Regions from separate parts of the Homo sapiens genome. Here region 2 is linked to region 1. A link is an interaction called in ENCODE POLR2A ChIA-PET data of the cell type or tissue named here. Cell type or tissue: HepG2. All regions are shown on one strand.

Region 1 (2,500 bases):
AAAAGTCTAGCTGAAAGGCCAGGCATGGTGGCTCATGCCAGCATTTTGGGAGGCTGAGATGGGAGGACTGCTTGAGCCCAGGAGTTCGAGACCAGTCTGGGTAACATGGTGAGACCTCATCTCTACTAAAAAATTTAAAAAATTATCTGGGCATGGTGGCATGTGCCTGTAGTCCCAGCTACTCAGGAGGCTGACGTGGAATGATTGCTTGAGTTCAGGGGTGCGAAGCTGCAGTGAGCTAAGATGGCACCACTTCACTGCAGCCTGGGCAACAGAGTGAGACCTTATCTCAAATAAAAAAAAAAGAGAGAAAGAGAGAGAAAAAAGTCTAGCTGCAGCCTGTTCATCCTCCCCTGGGAGGCTCCAGCATGCTTCCCATGTCTACATCCTAAGAAGGGCTGTATTTAAGGGTGGGTCAGCCGCATAATTGTACCTGAAATGAGCAAACAGCTGACTCCCTTGTTCTAGGTGTTCACACATAGTATTGCATTTGATCTTGGCAGAGCAGACACTCAAACCCAAATGTCTTGATAATGCCAAACCCAGCATGTGTTTCCCTGAACCACAGCTGTCTTCAGCAGGTGACCAGGAGTTTCATAAAATGAAGTCTTTGTACCAGGTGATATTAAAAATATTTAGCAACCAGTAGAGCAGGTACAAGCCCAGTCAGAACTGATGCAGACGTATGAGCCCGGGGGTTGTTGGCTGAGTGTAGAAGAAGGTGCCCCTGCCCCACTCCAGTGACCCACCCACTGATAATGGCAAAGCACCCTTCAAGATGTTATCACATGGGACTCAGGCCCCTAATTAGGGGTGGGAGAGAGAAGCAGGACATCACCTGCTTCCACCCAACTTCCAGGACAAATGATAGTAATCAGAAAATAATGACCAAAACATGCAAGTTCATTCTTTTCTTGAGACAAGGTAAGGGGCTGAATTAGAAGATTAGTTCCCATAGGAATGGTGACAACTCCTCAGCCTGATCCCCTCCCCCTGCAAACTTCATGAACTAGCAAGTGTTCCTGTATTTATGAAGATAAATGGTCTGAGAATTTTATTTTATTTTTGAAACAGAGTCTTGCTCTGTCACTTAAACTGAGGTGCAGCGGCACGACCATGGCTCACTGCAGCCTCGAACTCCTGGCCTCAAGTGATCCACCTTGGCCTCCCAAAGTGCTGGGATCACACATGTGAGCCACTGTGCCCGGCCTGAATATTTTAAATCATGACTATTCTACAAATCTGTGACAAATGCTTGCGAAATCTCAGGCATCATTTGGTGGTCACTACTGTGCTTTTTAATTTCCTAACTAGAAGGAATTTTCCTTCCTTCTGGGGCTCAGATGCAAATTCATGGCATGAGATTGCTGGGAGGTCTAAAAGGGTGACTCATGAAATCCCAGCTAACCTCACAGTTTTGCCTGGCTCCAGCCCAGGTCAGCTGTCCTTGACCTTCTGTCAGGGCCTGGAAGAAGCCCCATGTGGAGTGCAGGTCGATTTTCTTTGAAGATTGCAGTTTAGAAAAAGCTCTGCTCAACTCCAGGCTTCCTCCTTTTATCTTCCTATCTTCACCTTTTTCAGCTGGTGGTTATATCTTACCTGTTCTCTACTGAATTTTCATACTTAATATTTAATCCTTTTAAATTTCACAATTCCTGATTCTGTATTTTCTTATTAAGGTGAACTTTCATCTTATCATAGCAGTTTCTAGCCTCCCTCTTTTCCTTTTTTTTTTTTTTTTTGTATAAACCATTTGAATGTAAAGCACTATTGTCATAAGTGCTCCATTTCTGACTTAAAATTTTTTGATTTCTGATTTCAAATCATGCCCTTCTGATGTAAAAGCCACACTGAATACAGCAATGTCTAATAACCATGCCCAAAAGGTATTTAATGTAATTGGAAAATATTTTATTATGGCTTCACTTCCCTAAAAACATTCCAACATCACTCATTCAAATAGCGAAAATAGAAGCTTGATCTTGGAATTAATTAGGGATTAACACGGAATCTTAATTTTAAATGTATCAAAGGAAAGAAAACAATTTAGACCCCAGTGTACATCAAAGGATAATTCTATCTGGCAACATACAATGGCCTTGCAGCAGCCTAATCTCTCACCACACCCTGATGCTTCCATAGCTACCGCACCACAGAAGCCACAACAACATCTTTAGTGCTGTTCCCTCACGAAAGGAATGCTTCCAAAGCACTGTGGCTGGGATTTGATTAATTACAGTTGTTTACAAACTCAGAGAAGCTGGTTATACACCAACACATTTCAAAATCTCCACTGACTCCACAAGTGACCTCTTTGGAAGTCATTGATAAGCAGCCTTCTGATAGCTGTTACTGAACACTGATCGAACCCTGAAGAGGATGCCAGCTTAGCCTCTGCCCTGCTTGCCCTCTCTGCAGTGGGAGAGGTTGGTAAGGCATGGGGCACTTGGCCAGAGGGATAAGTCAGAGGCCACAAACAAGGTGGGAGACAATTCAGAGT
Region 2 (2,500 bases), 160 kb before region 1:
TGCTCACCCCCCTACCCTGCCCTGCCCTTGTTACCATTTGGATAACAGGATTTTTATGAACATGAAAGGCTGTTGGAATGAGAGAATGATGGATTCTAAGCTTTTTAGAAAGAAAAACCATACAGCAGTATGGTGAATATTACAAAGTAGCCTCATGAGTACATTGCCTATACTGAACTCCTGAGTAGATTGAGGAGATTCCGACCTTCTCTGTAGGTGGTTCTGGTGATAAGTAAGAGCAGATCTCGAGACACAGTGGTGGAGATGAGAAGTCTTCATCTAATCGAAGCAAGAAATTCTCATTGACCAGCTTCCTACTTTTGAAAGCTTAACAGGACACATAGGAAAAGTCCATAATTTGAAAAGACATCATTGTCCAAATGTAGGCTAGTGGAATTTATGCTCTAGTTCCTTGAAGTTTTATCTAGGCCCACAATGAGAGGAGCCTCTTACAAAGTACTGTAAAGTGTGGGCCCATGTGTGTGCATGGAGGGAGAGTGGGACTGAGTAGGGAGAGAGGGCTTGCTTTTCTCAGCAAGAGATTCTATTCTTTGTTACTTCAACATTTCAGCAGAGATGACCCTGAACAGAAAGACATTCCTTAAAATGAAGCATAGATTTGTCAGGTTTGAACTGCTGGACTATTTAAAGTACAACTTAAAAAAATACCACAGACTTGATTTTTTTTTCCCTACTGCCTTCCTCTAGGTATTTCTTTATACAAGAACTTCTGGGTTTTTATATTCCAAGATTACCTCCAGATGGTCTGAAGTGTTCTTTCTCAGCCATTTCCTAGTGGCATTTTTTTCTTACCTAGGGAGAGGTACCACAGAGATCAATGCCAGAGGGCATTATTGAAAACATTGACCCAGAAGGCACACTCCAGGCCACTGGAAGCATCTGCTTCACAAATGTCAGGCTGGGGGACATCACCAGATGTTAGTGTTGAAATAGCATTTAGAAGACAAACATTGACTCCAGAGGCCAAGGGTCACCTAAACAAAGAGCCAGACTGGCAAGGAGGATCAAAGTGAGGGTACAAAAACTAGATTCATGTGGCCATGACTTTCTGTGGTCTAGCTCACAGTTCATCAGACTTTCCAGGACTATAGAAAGTTTTTGCATTGTCTTCTGTGGCTTGGATCTCAGTCCTAGCTGGTGGAGTGTTGGCTGGAGAGAGAGGAAAGGGGAGGCACGAAATGATAGGGCAGGCACAAATTTAACATACAGACATTCAAATAATTTCTTCTTCATGTGGGATCTTGGGGATCCATGAAACACAATCTAAAAACTGCTATACCAGGGGATTTTAGGTTGTCTCACCAATACCAAAAATTGGAATGAGGTTATTCCTTCTCTTTGTACCAAAGAGGATACCCTGCTAAGCCTTTCTGAGAGTGAAAGTGAAAGGGGGAGTCTTTCTTCACTCTTTTTTCTCTGTGTGCTTGTCCGTGTTATTAGTGCCATTCAGTGTGGAGGCCAGAGGATTGTCAATAAGGTAGACAGGATGTATGTTTCTCATGGTGCCTTCTTTTTATTGTGCCCCAATCACACATTCTTTTATGCTTATGCATTTGAGGCAAGGCTCACAAATGATAACACCACGTAATATTTACTTGGTTAGGTTCAAATTGGGGATGGAGTTGGGCCAAGATGGAGGCTAAGAATAGAAAAAGAAGAATGAAGAAGAGATAGCTTTTTACTCCTTCAACTACATATGTTAAGATACTATGAGAAACTAACAAGATTCTGGCTTGATTATAAAATATGCTGACCACCAAGCTGGGGATCTGGAGACTTTTATTCCTTACATCACCAAATACTTTAATATACCAGGAATGGTGAATATCAAACTATCCTAGCTTAAGTATTCTGCTCTGTCTCTTGGAAACACCCTCCCCAAAACAATCTTTGATGTGGAGCAGATTTGTAGAGAATTATAAAAAAATTACTCACCCGTTAAACATTTTTCACAGACCTGAAAAAGTATGAGGTGGTAAAATCTATAAAGTTGGCATTCTTCTTTTTATTCATCTGGCACACATTGTTACTTGGCTCAGGTGAGAAGACTTGTAAGAGTGATGACAGTATATTTGAAATGTTTTTCATTTCAGTAGAATGTCTTTTTGAAGAATCTTGGACTTTCTTTTTTTTTTTTTTACTTGAGTGAAAGCTGAAAGATTTAACAGTTGTTGAACTCTCCAGGCACAAAGCAACAAGCCAGTGGAGGAGCTGAGACCAAAAATCCTCGCGTTTTGACTGACTGACTTCATCAGAATAAATAAGTGGCAATTGAGCTGCTCTGTTCTAGGCCTTTGAGGATGAGGTTGAGCATCCATGACCCCAGCCAGTTTCAGGGTGACTGCTGGATGCTGGAGAAGGATCAAGAACTGTTTACCATGGAGGGTACAGGGCAGGCATCTGTGGGTGCCATCAAGCGTGCAGGGCCTGCACAGTCACTACTTCAAAACACAGAACTCCCTCTTCAAAAATGTATAAG

The links. Peaks named below come from ENCODE experiments on the same cell type or tissue, not always from the same donor. Only the 100,000 strongest peaks of a DNase experiment are listed, where the experiment ranks them.
Region 2: POLR2A ChIA-PET joins it to region 1 with 18 read pairs; 1 of 35 experiments calls an interaction of 5 or more read pairs at or near these places.

Annotation. Positions count from the first base shown.
Region 1 is chr14:53,979,234-53,981,733 of GRCh38, reverse strand. No RefSeq gene overlaps it. Among named protein-coding and RNA genes, the nearest start is that of BMP4, 24 kb to the right of the region's middle. In HepG2, no CTCF peak of the experiment used is centred here; DNase peaks (open chromatin) are centred at 1,413, 2,153 and 2,493; H3K4me3 peaks cover 605 bases.
Region 2 is chr14:54,137,310-54,139,809 of GRCh38, reverse strand. All of the region lies in intron 4 of LOC105370507 (a long non-coding RNA gene), which reads left to right. Among named protein-coding and RNA genes, the nearest start is that of BMP4, 180 kb to the right of the region's middle. RefSeq lists a cis regulatory region at 981-994 and an enhancer at 915-1,059. In HepG2, no CTCF peak of the experiment used is centred here; DNase peaks (open chromatin) are centred at 1,009 and 1,459; H3K4me3 peaks cover 1,003 bases.